2 separate regions of the Homo sapiens genome follow, and region 1 is linked to region 2. A link is an interaction called in ENCODE POLR2A ChIA-PET data of the cell type or tissue named here. Cell type or tissue: OCI-LY7. All regions are shown on one strand.

Region 1 (8,000 bases), 440 kb before region 2:
TGCTCCTGTCTGGACAAGGTTTGGCCCATTTGGAACACTGCTGCATTCTAACTAGTTATCATGGAATGCTGTGAGTCTACTCCATAGCCAACCTTGTCTATGAAGATGTGGTGTTGCTTTTTAGGCAGAGAAGACAACGTGGTTTTCTGCCTCCAGACCTGGTCATAGTAAGAAAGTGGTAAAAAGATTCATTCATAAAAACAACATGAATGGAGGTTGTATTCTGCAACAAGAGAATGCTGACAGTGAGGAAGAAGAACGTACAGCCGCTGCAAAGAGTCTCCTTTGTTTTAGAAATTATGTTTGTTGCGAACAGGTGCGGTGGCTTACGCCTGTAATCCCAGCACTTTGGGAGGCCAAGGAGTGGGGGGTCACTGGGTCTCAGGAGTTCGAGACCAGCCTGAGCAAGGTGGCAAAACCCTGCCTCTCTAAAAAAAATACAAAAATGGCCGGGCGCAGTGGCTCACTCCTGTAATCCCAGCACTTTGGGAGGCCGAGGCAGGTGGATCACCTGAGGTCAGGAGTTTGAGACCAGCCTGGCCAACCTGGTGAAACCCTGTCTCTACTAAAAATACAAAAATTAGCTGGGCGTGGTGGCGGATGCCTGTAATCCCAGCTACTCGGGAGGCTGAGGCAGGACAATCGAACCTGGGAGGTGGAGGCTGCAGTGAGCAGAGATCTCGCTATTGCACTCCAACCTGGGCAGCAGAGCGAGACTCTGTCTCTAAAAAAAGAAATGCTACAGAGTAGCTCAGATCTGAATTTTGCTATTGTTTTGTTTTTAGAAAAGGATGCTGGATTTCTACTATTCAGGTGCACGCTGGATATCTGAATTGTTATCCCGGCCAGAGTGACGGCCTCTCCTTGTTGGAGCTGCTCGGACACCTTACCGTCCCCACCCCCACCTCCCCTGACTGCTACTACGTGAGCAGCTGCTGCCAGAGCTGGGACCGGACCCTCTCCGCTAAAGGGGCTCTGAGCAAGTGCCATACGTATGTTACCACGTAGTTAAGAATTTTCTCCTCAAAGTAATCAGAGAAGCTGAAAAAGCTTTACGGAAAGAGGTCTCCTGGAGAAAGTGGGCAGCTCTCGGGGCACTCTGTGCTAGAAACAAATATTTTGGCCGGGCGCAGTGGCTCACGCCTGTAATCCCAGCACTTTGGGAGGCCGAGGCGGGTGATCACGAGGTCAGGAGATCGAGACCATCCTGGCTAACACAGTGAAACCCCGTCTCTACTAAAAATACAAAAAATTAGCCGGGCGCGGTGGCGGGCGCCTGTAGTCCCAGCTACTCGGGAGGCTGAGGCAGGAGAATGGCGTGAACCCGGGAGGTGGAGCTTGCAGTGAGCCGAGATCACGCCACTGCACTCCAGCCTGGGCGACAGAGCGAGACTCCGTCTCAAAAAAAAAAGAGAGAAACAAATATTTCTCCCTGGGTCTGGGGGAGGGCTCTCCAGAGGCAGAGTGCGCACAGGTGCAGTGGTAAATGTGTGACAGTGACACTCATGGACACACAAGGGCACACGGTGCCGGATGGAGGCCTCCACAAGAAAGGGAGTCTGCCTTTGACTGCAAGAAAAAGAGCAATTGCACCTGGGATCTGGGAGAATGGGAAGGGCAGCTGGTCACAGACCACTGAGAACAGATGATACAGAACAAAACCAACCCCCAGTCTGTGACCATTTCCAACAGTCCCTTCTCCAGGAAGCACTGGGAAGTCTCAAGCAAGCAGCTCTGGTCCCTCTGATTCTTAGCAAAACATTAGGATGACCTCAACTTTCACCAAATGTCCAAACTCAACACCCCCGTGGTGAGAGCTCCTGCCATTCTGAGCCTCTGAGTGTGATGACTTAGGAAACAGGGTACTGTCCTGGTGGAACGCCTGCCAGAAACACTTGCCCTGAATCCAGTCATGAGGAAAGCCTCTGACAGATCTGGGCTGTAAGACGTCCTGCAAGGTAACTGGCCTGGACTTCTCAAGAGTCAGTCTTGAAAATCAAAGAAAGGCTGGAGTGGGGCTGGGGGTGTCTGTTCTAGATTACAAGTGACTAAGAAGCATTTAACCAAGTGCAGTGAATGAACCTTGAGTGGATGTTGGAATTTTTTTTTTTTTTTTTTTTTTTTGAGATGGAGTTTCACTCTTGTTGCCCAGGCTGGAGTGCAATGGCATAATCTCGGCTCATTGCAACCTCCGCCTCCCGGGTTCAAGTGATTCTCCTGCCTCAGCCTCCTGAGTAGCTGGGATTACAGGCATGCACCAGCATGCCTGGCTAATTTTGTATTTTTAGTAGAGATGGGGTTTTTCCATTTTGGTCAGGCTGGTCTTGAACTCCCGACCTCAGGTGATCCACCCAACTCAGCCTCCCAAAATGCTGGGATTACAGTCGTGAGCCACTGAGCTTGGCCGGATGTTGGATTTTAAAGAATCTCTAACAGAAAAGTATGAGACAATTGGGGAAATTTAAATAGGCACTAAGTGATGAGTTTTCAGATGCACAGATGATATGAGGTCTGCAGGTCGGATAACAAGCCTGTGGTTATGTAAGACATCGCCTCTATTGTTAGGAAATGCATGCTGAAGCACTTACAGGGAACTTTCATGATGTCCGTAATTTATGTAAACTACCTTCAAATGGCTCAATAGAGACAGTAAAGCAAAATATTACTACTCGGTAAATTTAGTATTGTACTTTCTTGTAAACTTTTCTGTAAGTTTTAAAGTACTCACATTTAAAAATGAGGAAAATGAAATAAGTGTTCCTGAAAAGAGATGTTAAATTATGGTAATCTCTGTCCCCATATTTCCAGGAATCATTAACATACCTTTTTCAAACACTCTTCTCAGAAAGGTGCTCAGGAAACATTTGTTATGTTAAAAATGGAAATACAGGCTGGGCACAGTGGCTCACACCTGCAATCCCAGCACTTTGGGAGTCCGAGGTGGGTGGATCACCTGAGATCAGGGGTTCGAGACCAGCCTGGCCAACATAGAGAAACCCCGTCTCTACTAAAAATACAAAAATTAGCCAGGTGGCTGGGCGCAGTGGCTCACGCTTGTAATCCCAGCACTTTGGGAGGCCAAGGCCAGCAGATCACCTGAGGTCAGGAATTTGAGACCAGCCTGACCAACATGGTGAAACCCCGTCTCTACTAAAAATACAAAAATTAGCCGAGCATAGTGGCAGGCACCTGTAATTCCAGCTACTCGGGAGGCTGAGCCAAGAGTGTCATTTGAACCTGGGAGGCAGAGGTTGCAGTGAGCCGAGATCATGCCATTGCACTCCAGCCTGGACAACGAAGTGGGACTCTGTCTCAAAAAATAAGCAAAAAGCAAAGAACCGATTGTGATCTTTGGTAAATTAACACATTCCTATATTTTGAAAAAGTAAATATTCAAATGGTGGATGCATTAACAAGAACTTGAAATTGAGGATTAGAACAACAAACATTTAGAATTGTGATGTGTGAATTCAGAGCTTGTGATTTGCTTCTCTAGCTTTCTCTTAATAATGAATTTGTCAAAATATAGACAATACAATTGTTTTGACTTCTCCCCCCCTAAGAACTGTCTCACACCCTGCAGGTAGAACAGAAAATTGGCACACTTTTTCTGAAGAACAATTTAGCCAATTTATCAAAGACCTTGAAAGTCTGGATTCTTTTTGATTCAATGACTCAAGTTCTAGGAATTTATCCTAAGGAAATACAATGTACATAAAAATATTTTAAAAGAAATATTCATTGTAACATTAGTAAGAATAATAAAAAAGTGGAAACCATCAAAAGTCCAATAATGGAAGCACTGGCTAAATAAGTTATGGTAAAACTACATGATAGGAATGACGTGGTATGATAAAAAAATGCTTTGGTAGCAATATATTGATTGACGCAGAAAGACGTTCATAATAAAATAATATCAAGGAAAGGAAAGTGTAAAGCAGAATGTGTAGTATAATCCCCAAGTTTGCTAAAAGAATATGCAGGCCAGAGAGGTGAAAAGAGAGGCACGCGGCGGCTCGGCGAAGGCAGTGCCATGGTTCCCAGCACTGGTTCAACTCAGATCTCCGGTTCCCACCCGGTTCTCCGGTTCTCTGGTCAGCCTGCGCTGTACCGGGGCTCGTGGCGAGAGACTCTCTGGGAATGGATGAGGCTCTGCCTCCATCGGGGGGGGATTCAGAGGCCCCAGCAACCCTTCTTCCCCTGGGCCCTTCCCACAGCGACTCCAGACAGCCAGTGTGAGGAGCCCGCTTTGAGCACCTCCCTGCTCAGCCCTCACTTCCTTAGGGCCACGAATAAGCCAACTGGCTTCCCTACGTGGTCAGCGTCGGCCTGGTAGAGCCATCAGAGGTCAGCCCACCTCGTCCTGTTCCATGCCCACAGGCTGCCATCTGGCCACAGGTCTTAATAAATGCAAACCTGCTCCCACTGGGAGGTGACACCTCGCCCTTGCATGCTGGTGGTGGCTGGTGGTAGGTCCTCGGTGTCACCTTTCTATAGGAGAGACCCACATAATCTCTGCTGATAGGCGCTCAACCGCATAACGCATTAGCATCTGATTTCCCTTCAGTATCACAAGTTTGTTCCCTCTGGTCACTTCTGAGGGAGTGGCTACCTGCCACCGCCCTTCTCGATAAGAAGGAGCAGGTGGGACCTGTGTAGAGGAAGGGACCCTGGGCTGGGGAAGGAGGCCTGGGCCCAAGCCTGGCTCCTTCACTCTGGTGGTGACCACGGAGGACAGCACTTGCCTTGATGGCCTCACAGGGTTGTGTCGAGACTGAATGGGACAGTGTGTGTGAAAAGGCTTTGTCGATGTAAGGGAATGTTCGGACTTCACGTTTAGTGGGCGGGGGACCCCACCAAGCCTTCCAAGGCCTGCAGGAGGACACGCCCCCACTGGAGGGGGACAGACGCTTTCCATAGTGAGACAAAGAGGTGTATTAATCAAAGGGAAAGCAGAGTTCCTCTGTGCAAACAGCAAGCTGGTGTTGAGGGAAATACAGTGAAGGAGAAGGAGCTTTCGTCCCTTCTCCCACCCCTGGGAGCTGCAGCGTGTGGACCCTGGGATGTCCAGGGGAGAAGCGAGCACCCAGGGTCCACGGTAGACTGTGGGCAGGGGTTTTTTATGGGTGATGACAGCGGCTTAGTGGCCCCAGTGGGAAAACAATGAAAATATATCCCCCCACCCCGACTACTTGGTTTCCTTGAGAAAGTGTACGATTGAAGAACGAAAGCATATGGATTCCTGACAAGAGGCCGATTCAAAGGTCAATTCAGTGGTGTTCGAGGTCTGCATAATCACTCCCAGATTCTGTCCGGGCTCTTCACTGTGACAGCTCATGCTTACTGAGTGCTCACCTTGGAACACGGGCTATACCGGGTACTTTACATATAATTCCCACAAAAATCCTAGCAGGTAAATGTTGTCATCTCCATTTCACACTTGGTCAATGGCGGCTCACATAGGTTTAGGCTGTACAGCTAGAGAATGTTAGAGCCACAATTCAAACCCAGGTCTGTGACTTCTGCATCAGCTCAACCTCAATACCACAAGCCCCAGCCACCCTGGGATGCCTGCGACCCTTGACTAAATCACGCATGCCCACACGCTCTGTCCTCTGTGGGAAAGGCTCTTTTGCTGGTCTTGTTCACCTGCAAAGCTCTTACTCATCCTGCAGGCTCAGTGCTGGTATCACCTCCTCATCACAAGCTAAAAGTTGAGTGGAGCAATAACCCAGTAATTCATATGGCAGTGTATTATAGGTAGCTACATTTCCTATGGAAGTTTTCTAATTTCTTATTATTTGATTTTTATGATCATGACAAGGAATGTGAACAGTTACTAGGTACTGTTAGTCATTTAACTTTTCCCCAACAACATACATCTATCCATCTATCTATCCTTCTGTCCATCTTTCTTTCTCCTTTTTTTTTAGAGGTCTTGCTATGTTGCCCAGGCTGGAGTGCAGTAGTTATTCACAGATGGGATTGTAGCACACTACAGCCTCAAGCTCCCAGCCTCAAGTAGTCCTCCCACCTAGGGCTACCGAGTAGCTGGGGCTACAGGCACACAGCACCACCCATGCCACCTTTCTTTCTTTCTTTTTTTTTTTTTTTTTTTTTTGACAGAGTCTCACTCTGTCGCCAGACTGGAGTGCAATGGTGCGATCTCTGCTCGCTGAGATCTCTGCCTCCGGGGTTCAAGAGATTCTCCTGCCTCAGCCTCCCAAGTAGCTGGGATCACAGGCACCAGATCACTACAGATCACCATCACACCCGGGTAATTTTTGTATTTTTAATAGAGATGGGGTTTCACCATGTTGGCCAGACTGGTCTCAAACTCCCGCCCTGGCCTCCCAAAGTGCTGGGATTACAGGTGTGAGCCACTGCACCCAGCCTGATCGTGCATTTCAAAGTACATTGCAGTCATTGATATACTTTCCTTTAAATATTTCAGAATGCATATCAAGTGATTTAACTTTTTTTTTTTTTTTTGAGACGGGGTCTCACTCTGTTACCCAGGCTAGAGTGCAGCGGCGTGACCTTGGCTCACTGCAACCTCCGCCTCCAGGGTACAAGCAATTCTCCTGCCTCAGCCTCCCAAGTAGCTGTGCCATGCGGTGCCTGATATTCTGAACAGCACCCCTGAGTGTATCATGGGACCATGGCCTTCTGTGGAGACAAAGCAAGACGGGGGCTGTCAGAGGCCTTCAAAATGGCTCTAACCTTCTCTAGCCAGAGAGCCTAGAAGAAAACTGGGGATTTGGAAGGAGATGAGAAGCTGAATGGAAGCATCAGTTTAAGGACCTGAGGAAGGGCCCAATAACCTAGAACAAGAGAACGGCCGAGGCCCATGAGGAGGTCTCAGGGTGTCAGGCTGGCTGGTGACAGGGAGACCGCTAACTTGCTGAAGTTGAAGGAGGTGGTCCAGGGCCAGGCAGGGAAAGCCCTGCTCCCCACTGAGCCTGCAGGGCCAAGGGAAAAGGCTCAGCCTTGGTGTCTGACGACCACAGAGGGGAGACACTGCAGGGCCGAGGGAAAGGGCTCAGCCTTGGTGCCTGAGGACCACAGAGGGGAGACACTGCAAGGGTAGAAGAGACCTCAGGGATCAGGGCTGGAGCAGGAGAGGAGTGAATGACAGTAGGGAGGATCAGCAGGAGTCCATGTCCAGTTGACATCTGAAATGGAGTGACATGAGCTTAGGAGAACACGATGTGTACCCATGGGTGGGCCCCTGCCAGGCACTGTGGGTGTGGGGTTGCCTTAGACACTTAGGTCCTGCTTGAGAACAGACAGGTGAAAAGACGGAGCGTTATGTGCTCTCTCTCCTGGGAGAAATCCCCTCCCGGTCCTTCTCTTTCTTGGAGGTGGCAGCAGAAAGTTGCTTGGTGCACATGGCGCAGCACCTGCCTTAGGCAACCTTTTGGGTTGGGGCTGGAGGAGGGGAGTCCCTGTGACCTCACCAGGCTTTGTGGCCACATTGAGCCTATCCAGTACCAGCCTGCTCCTCGCGCCCACCTCGTGGGTGAGGACCATGACGAGGTTCCACTTCCTCCTTTCTTCACTCTGTTCACTCTGAAATCCCTCAGGCATTAAAGTGAGAAAAGACACATTGGCTTGGGGTCAGCACCTGACTCCGTTCGCTCTGGAAATTGGTTGGTTTCGCCTACTCACTCACATTCGTTTCTCCTTCTGGTAACAACCCCTCAATTCCCCTTTGAGAAAATCACCCCCTTTCTTTCCTTTTTTTCTTTAGAAAATGTTTAATTGTAGTAAAATACACAAAACATGAAAGCGATTATCTTTTTTTTTTTTTTTTTGAGACAGAATTTTGCTCTTGTGGCTCAGGCTGGAGTGCAATGGCACAATCATCTCGGCTCACTGCAACCTCCGCCTCCAAGGTTCAAGCGACTCTCCTGCCTCAGCCTCCTGAGTAGCTGGGATTACAGGGACTCACCACCACACCCAGCTAATTTTTGTATTTTTAGTAGTGACGGGGTTTC
Region 2 (8,000 bases):
ATATTTATTTTTAAATTTCTGCCTCAGTTTCTTCTTTTTGAGGCCTTTTATAAAGGAAGTTTAATATGGCTCATGCTTGTAATCCCAGCACTTTAGGAGGCTGAGGTGGGTGGATCACCTGTGGTCAGGAGTTCGAGACCAGCCTGGCCAACATGACTAAACCCCGTCTCTACTACAAAATACAAAATGAGCCGGGCATGGTGATGCATGCCTGTAATCCCAGCTACTTGGGAGGCTGAGGCAGGAGAACCGCTTGAACCCAGGAGGCAGAGGTTGCAGTGAGCCGAGATTGCGCCATTACACTCCAGCCTGGGCAACAAGAGCGAAACTATCTCAAAAACAAACAAACAAACAAAACAAACCAACAAAAAAACCCAGCAACTTTCTTTCTTTTTTTTTTTTTTTTTTTGAGATGGAGTTTACTCTGCCACCCAGGTTGGAGTGCAATGGCGCGATCTTGGCTCGCTGCAACGTCCACCTTCCAGGTTCAAGTGATTCTCCTGCCTCAGCCTTCTGAGTAGCTGGGACTACAGGCGTGCACCACCACTCCTGGCTAGTTTTGTATGTTTAGTGGAGATGGGGTTTCACCATGTTGGCCAGGCTGGTCTCGAACTCCTGACCTCGAGTGATCTGCCTGCCTCGGTCTCCCACAGTGCTGGGATTACAGGGATTACAGCGCCGGCTGAAAATTACCAACTTTCTTCCCATGTGTTTCTCCAGGTCATATTTTCTCCAACAACATCAGCCTCTCAGGGGCAGGAACTCCCGGTTCCCCAGCACATGTCGGGGTGGGGGTGGGGTTTGCTGTTGGAAGTGCCTGTCACCGGAGGCAGCTAGAGCAGGGCTGCAGACAGTTCTGCTGAGGTCCCCCAGCCTCTGTGATGTCACACTGGGCCTTCTTTCCTTTCACCCTGGGCTGCGGCTCTGAGGCTGCCGTGGCCATGGAGCTCTGGAAGCTGGGCTGGGGGAGGAAGCCTGGTGGCTCTGACCTCCCCTGGAGGCGAAGGAGGCCCAGCCATGACACTCTTAACGGATGCCACGCCGCTGGTGAAGGAGCCCCATCCCCTGCCTCTGGTCCCACGTCCCTGGTTCCTCCCTAGCCTCTTTGCTGCCTTCAATGTGGTGCTGCTGGTCTTTTTCAGTGGCCTCTTCTTCGCATTCCCGTGAGTTTTCCAGGCAAGCCGTTAGGTTTCCCACAAAGAGACAGCCAGGGAAACAGAAGATGATAGGATGGAGGCAGGGGAGTGCAGAAGACCGGGGGAGAGGTCAGGGAAAAGGGGATATTCTGTTCGAGGGAACCGACGTGCAAAGGTGCAGAGGTCAAGGGTGCGGGCAGGGAAAAGGGGATATTCTGTTCCAGGAACCGACGTGCAAAGGCGCAGAGGTCAAGGGTGCCTGTGCATTTTGGGAGCTTTGGGTGGCTGGTCATGCTGGTGACATTTGGTGGAGCCATTATGAGTCTGCCTGGGTATTTGGAGCCTGGATTTTTAGATCTGGCTTGAAGGTCTGTGGGTCCTGACCTGAGCAAGCCACAGGCCTTGGGCCGGGGGCTTTGGGCTGCCCCTGCTCAGGACCGAGCCTGCCTCTGGTCTCAGTTGCAGGTGGCTGGCTCAGAACGGGGAGTGGGCCTTTCCTGTTATCACAGGCTCCCTCTTTGTCCTTACCTTCTTCAGTCTTGTTTCACTCAACTTCTCAGACCCTGGCATCTTACATCAAGGTGAGGCATCAGCCCCCTGGGAAAAGGAGGTGTCACTCAAGGGCTGGGAACCTGCAGGGGGGATTCCTAAAGTGCTCTTCCTACTGACCCTCCTCCAGCCTCTGGACCCCTTCACCCCACGTCTTCATTGCTCTGGCCCTCGCTCACTCTTTCTTCTCTTCTCTTTTCTTTCTTTCTTTCTCTTTCTTTCTTTCCTTCCTTCCTCTCTCTCTCCCTCTTTCTTTCCTTCCTTCCTCTCTCTTTCCTTCCTTCCTTCTTTCTTTCTTTCTCTTTTCTTTCTTTCTTTCTTTCCTTCTTTCCTTTCTTCCTCTCTCTTTCCTTCCTTCCTTCTTTCTTTCTTTCTTTCTCTTTTCTTTCTTTCTTTTTCTTTCTTTCTTTCCTTCTTTCCTTTCTTCTTTCTTTCTCTCTTTCCTTTTCTTTTTGTTGAGACAGAGTCTCGCTTTGCTGCCCAGGCGGGAGTGCAGTGGCGCAATCTCCGCTCACTGCAAGCTCCACCTCCCAGGTTCAAGCGATTCGTCTGCCTCAGCCTCCCAAGTAGCTGGGGCTACAGGAGCATGCTACCACGCCCAGCTAATTTTTTGTATTTTTAGTAGAGATGGGGTTTCACCATATTGGCCAGGCTGGTCTCGAACTCCTGACCTCATGATCAGCCCACCTCGGCCTCCCAAAGTGCTGGGATTACAGGCGTGAGCCCCCGCGCCCGGCCCTACCCCGTTTCTTAAGCCACCAAGGTGTGGAAAAACAGAATTGTTGAGGTTTCCCAGTTGCCTTAGATGGGAGGACCGGGCAGGCCAGGGCCAGAAGCCAGTGGGCTCTTCCAAACCACTGTATGCACTTCCTCCCTTCACTACACAATGACACTCAAAGCAGCACTCACTGTTCCAAACGCCTGAGTTTCATACAAAACTCTCCTGGCTGGAAACCCGTCTTCCCTTTGACTGCCATCCTCTCTGAGCTTGGACAGCTTGCTCAGTGGGGACAGGGGTTCCCCTGCCCACCTTGTCCCCACCCTTCCTTGTGCCCTGTGATGCCGTGGAGCTGCCCCCGCCGCGGGGTGACCGCAGGGCCTTCTGCTGTGCCCAATCCTCTTCCCACGCCAGGCTCCGCTGAGCAGGGCCCCTTGACGGTGCACGTGGTGTGGGTGAACCACGGGGCCTTCCGCCTGCAATGGTGTCCAAAGTGCTGCTTCCACCGCCCGCCCCGGACTTACCACTGCCCCTGGTGCAACATCTGTGTGGAGGTGAGTGCCCCTCTACCTGTCCACCAGCCATCGCCCCACATCTGGCTGGGACCAGGAGCCTCCCTCATACAGGGGCCAGGGCTGGGTGTGAAGCTGTTTTCAGGACTGCTAAAGGCCAAGGGTGGCAGTAACTCCCAGCCACCCTTGGTCACTCATGTGTTCTCCACCTGCACCTGTCCTGGGAGGCTGGCCGTTGCCTGCAGAGGTGCTGACATGCACAGGGCATCCGCATCTGTCCTGGGCTGGGTCAGGCCAGGGGAGGAGAGGCAGCCCTCTGTCCCACCCCTGGGCTCGCTAACACGAGATACCCAAGCCCCTCAGGCTGGCTGCCCGCCTGGTCTGGGAGGCCTTGCCTGTCCTCGCCTGGGTGTCCAAGTTGGAGGGTCTCCTGGCTCTGAGTGACCATCTCTCTCGAGAGCACGGCTTGCATAGGTTTACAAGTGCAGGAGGCTGGCTGGGCAAGGGTGTTACTGTTACTGTCATCTTCATCGAATGGATGAGAAAGTGGAGGTCCAGAGATGGTTTACGTTCTGCCCAGAGTTACAGTAGGATGTGTCTCACAGAAGGCCAGGCCAGTCTTCTCTCTAAAGGTCTTCTGACAGGTGACCGTATATACCAGAGTCCTAACTGTGCTCTAACAAGGGAAATGCCAGCATGAGGCATTCTGTGGCTCAGTTTCTCCCTGGGGGTGGAAGCCAGTGCATGGGCCAAGGGCAGGTGGCCTAGAAGGCAGGGGGAGGGCCTCAGGATTTGGGGTGATGGAATTTGGGCCAGAGGAGAAGTCCTCAAGCCTGGCCCCTCTCCCTGTCGCCCAGGACTTTGACCACCACTGCAAGTGGGTCAATAACTGCATCGGTCACCGCAACTTCCGCTTCTTCATGCTGCTTGTCCTGTCCCTGTGCCTCTACTCGGGCGCCATGCTGGTCACCTGTCTCATCTTCCTGGTGCGCACAACCCACCTGCCCTTCTCCACCGACAAGGCCATCGCGTATCCGCCCACGTGGGGAAGCAGGAGAGGAGGCGGGGACAGCCAAGGAGGGGGCTGCAGAGGGCGGGGCTATGGGGGCGGGGCTAGAGGGAGAAGCCGCCTGGGAGGACCAGTCTGGGACGAGGTGAGGTGGGCGGGGTCGGGGGATGGGCGGGGCTAGGAGAAGGGGCGGAGCGTTAAGCCTCCCCCGGGCCGGCGCGGTGGCTCACGCCTGTAATTCCGGCACTTTGGGAGGCCGAGGCGGGAGGATCGCTTCAGCCCGAGACCCAGACCAGCCTGGGCAACATAGACCCCGTCTCTACAAAAAAATAGAAAAATTAGCCGGGCGTGATGGCTCGCGCCTATAGTCCCAGCTACCTGGAAGGCTGAGGTGGTAGGACCGCTTGAACCGGGGAGGGAGGTCGAGGCTGCAGTGAGCGGTGATTGTGCCTCAAAAGAAAAGAAAAGAAAAGAAAAAGGAATCTGGCGGGGTCACGGAGCGGGTGCTAAAGGTGCACCGCAGATCTGGACGGGCGGGGACAGCGGGGTGGAGTCAGGCTTTCAAGGGGGTGGGCGGGATGAGGGTGGAGCCAGGGGACGGGGCGGGTGGGCGGGCGTCCGGGGGGCGGGGCGGGGCTCGGGGCGGAGTCGGGCCTGAGGGGCGGGGCCAGGGGCGGGGCGGGGCTCGGGGCGGAGTCGGGCCTGAGGGGCGGGCGTCCGGGGGCGGGGCGGGGCTCGGGGCGGAGTCGGGCCTGGGGGCGGGGCCAGGGGCGGGGCGGGGCTCGGGGCGGAGTCGGGCCTGAGGGGCGGGCGTCCGGGGGCGGGGCGGGGCTCGGGGCGGAGTCGGGCCTGGGGGGCGGGGCCAGGCGTGGGGGTCCCGCAGCCCGGTTCCTTAACCCGCGCAGCATCGTGGTGGCCGTGTCCGCCGCGGGCCTCCTGGTGCCGCTGTCCCTCCTGCTGCTGATCCAGGCACTGTCCGTGAGCTCGGCCGACCGCACCTACAAGGGCAAGGTACGCGGGGCCGCGGGTGGTCAGCTTGCACCTCGGGGACCTCCGCGCTTCCCGCGCTTTCTCCACTGCCCTTGGCCCTGATAGCCTGACCCCCACCCGCGATGGTGCCTCGTTAGGTCCCTCCAGACCCAGCTCTTAAGAGGCTCCAATCTCGCCTCCTCCGGGAGCTCAGTGGTCCCTGTCCTTCCTGGGGGCCTACTGTGTGCTAGGCGGTTTGGATTCTTTGAGCGATGGGAATAGAGGTGAGTAAGGCTACATTCCACACTCGTGTTGATGAGGAACCTGAAATCAGAGTAACACCCACCAGATACCCACGAACACTCAGAGAGGGGGCCGGTCCTGAGCTGTGTGGCGCAGACTCAGGCATTGAGGGTTGAGGGAGGACCACATGGTAGGGTAGGACGTGCAGCTTAGGGGTTCGGGAGAGACAGAAGACGGAGAGGAGGGCATTGCGGGTGAGGGGACACCTTTGCAAAAACTCAGGGAAGCCTGAAAGTCTGTGGAATGTTGATAGGATGGAGAGGAAACAATTCTAACTGGGGCAAGAAGGTGGTGTGGGCAACCAAGTCGACTGCTTCTGTTGGCCACATTAAAAAGGTCCAGGCTGGGGAATGGCGTGAACCGGAGAGGCGGAGCTTGCAGTGAGCCCAGATCGTACCATGCACTCCAGCCTGGGCAGCAGAGCGAGACTCTGCCTCCAAAAAAAAAAAAAAAAAAAGAAAAGAAAAGAAAAGAAAAAGTTCCAAGCTGTGCCCCGTGGCTCATGCCTGTAATTCTAGCGCTTTGGGAGGCTGAGGCAGGAGGATCACTTGAGCCCCGGAGTTTGAGACCAGCCTGGGCAACAAAACGAGACTTCATCTCTACAAAAAATTAAAAAATTAGCCAGGCACGGTGGCACGTGCCTTTAGTCCCAGCTACTCCAGAGGCTGAGGTGGGAGGATTGTTTGAGCCCGGGAGATGGAGGCTGCAGTCAGTGAGCTGTGATTGCACCACTGCACTCCAGCCTGGGCAATAGAGCAAGACCCTGTCTTAAAAAAAAATGCCCAGGCTGGGTGCAGTGGCTCACACCTGTAATCCCAGCACTTTGGGAGGCCGAGGTGGCCAGATGACCTGAGACTGGGAGTTCGAGACCAGCCTGGCCAACAAGGTGAAACCCTGTTTCTACTAAAAATACAAAAATTAGCCAGGTGTGGTGGGGCACACCTGTAGTCCCAGCTACTCGGGAGACTGAGGCACAAGAATCGCTTGAACCTGGGAAGCAGAAGTTGCAGTGAGCCGAGATTGTGTCATTGCACTCCAGCCTGGGTGACAGATTGAGACTCTGTCTCAAAAACAAAACAAAACAACCCCAGAAAGTCAGGTGGAGAATTTAGGCTTGATGATGAAATCATGGTATGAGAGCCAGGGTAGAATTTCTTAAAAGCCAAGTTTATTGGACGGGTGCATGGCCCACACCTGCAATCCCAGCACTTTGGGAGGCCGAGGTGGGTGGATCACTTGAGGCCAGGTCAGGAGTTCGAGACCAGCCTGGCCAACATGGCGAAACCCTGTCTCTACAAAAAATACAAAAATTAGCCAGGCATGGTGGCATGTGCCTGTAATCCCAGCTATTTGGAGGCTGAGGCAGAGAATCTCTTGAACCTGGGAGGCAGAAGCTGCAGTGAGCTGAGATCATGCCACTGCACTCCAGCTTGGGAGACAGAGCCAGACTCTGTCTCAAAACAAACAAAAACCAAAACAAAAAGTCGTTTATTGAGCAATAATCTACCTATGTAATACTCATCCTTTTCTAGTATACAGTATGAGTTCTGACACACGGATACAGTCCTGCAGCCACCACCACAATCAATATTTAGAACAGGTCCATCCCACCCAAAAATCAGAGATCATGGTCTTTTGTAGTCAATTTCTCCCCCTACCTGTGGCTTTTGGCAACCACTGATCTGTCCTCTGTCCTTATCACTTTCCTTTTCCAGAATAACTGAAATTGTTGGCTTGTGAGTCTGGCTTCTTTCACTTAGCACAATACATTCGAGATTCATTCATGTTGTTGCTCATAGCAGTCGTTTATTCCTTTTGATTGCCGTACGGTATTGCATTGTATGGATGTTCAATAGATTATCCATTTACCAATTGAAGATGTTTGTGTTATTTCTAGTTTGGGGGATTATAATAAATAAAGCTGCTATAAACACTGGTGTACAGGCATGTGAACATAAGTTTTCATTTCTTTGGGGTAAATACTTGAAGGGGTCATATGGTAATTGAATGTGGTTTTTTGTTTGTTCGTTTGAGATGGAGTCTCACTCTGTCACCCAGGATGGAGTGCAGTGGCTCGATCTTGGCTCACTGCAACCTCCACCTCCCAGATTCAAGTGATCCTCCCACCTCAGCCTCCCAGGTAGCTAAGACAACAGGTGTGAGCCACCACGCCGGGCTAATTTTTGCATTTTTAGTAGAGATGGGGTTCACCATGTTGGCCAGGCTGGTCTGGAACTCCTGACCTCAAGTGATCTGCCTGCCTCAGCCTCCCAAAGTGCTGGGATTATAGGCGTGAGCCACTGTGTCCGGCCTGAATGTTTAATTTCATAATAAATTGCCAAATTGTCTTCCAAAATAGTGGTACTATTTTGCATTCCTACCCGTAATATATAAGAATTCCAATTGCTTTGCATCCTTACGAACGTTTGATGTTGTCAGTTGTTTTTTGTTTAAGCCGGTATAAGACATGTGTAGTGGCATCTCAGTGTGGCTTCAGTTTGTATTTTCCTAATGACTAATGGTTTAAGCATATTTTCATGTTCTTCTTTGCCATCTGTGTAACTATGGTGAAGTGTCTGTTCCAATCTTTTGTCCATTTAAAAAATTGTATTGTTTCCTTATTATTTGTTACAAAAAAATCTGCTAGGATTTTCACTGGAATTTCATTGAGCCTATAGATCAGTTTGGGGAGAATTGACATTCTAACAAGATTGAGTGAATTCATGAACATGCCACACCTCTCCATTTATTTACGTCTTCTTCGATGTCTTTCATCCTTATTTTGTGTTTTTCAGCATATAGAT

What was found. Peaks named below come from ENCODE experiments on the same cell type or tissue, not always from the same donor. Only the 100,000 strongest peaks of a DNase experiment are listed, where the experiment ranks them.
Region 1: POLR2A ChIA-PET joins it to region 2 with 34 read pairs; 2 of 35 experiments call an interaction of 5 or more read pairs at or near these places.

Annotation. Positions count from the first base shown.
Region 1 is chr3:196,642,891-196,650,890 of GRCh38, reverse strand. The region is part of intron 1 of NRROS (negative regulator of reactive oxygen species); the gene reads right to left. Among named protein-coding and RNA genes, the nearest start is that of NRROS, 7.2 kb to the right of the region's middle. RefSeq lists enhancers at 1-139, 2,438-3,203, 6,979-7,218, 7,349-7,398. In OCI-LY7, no CTCF peak of the experiment used is centred here; a DNase peak (open chromatin) is centred at 7,520; H3K4me3 peaks cover 694 bases.
Region 2 is chr3:196,204,333-196,212,332 of GRCh38, reverse strand. It overlaps ZDHHC19 (zDHHC palmitoyltransferase 19), which reads left to right and starts at 933. Exons shown (of 8, transcript NM_001039617.2): 1 at 933-1,163; 2 at 1,596-1,717; 3 at 2,818-2,957; 4 at 3,773-3,945; 5 at 4,830-4,935. The coding sequence starts at 1,018. LOC124909479 (a long non-coding RNA gene) reads right to left here and starts at 918. Exons shown (of 4, transcript XR_007096240.1): 1 at 694-918. RefSeq lists silencers at 4,361-4,510, 4,768-4,887. In OCI-LY7, a CTCF peak has its summit at 6,882; DNase peaks (open chromatin) are centred at 4,032 and 4,472; H3K4me3 peaks cover 401 bases.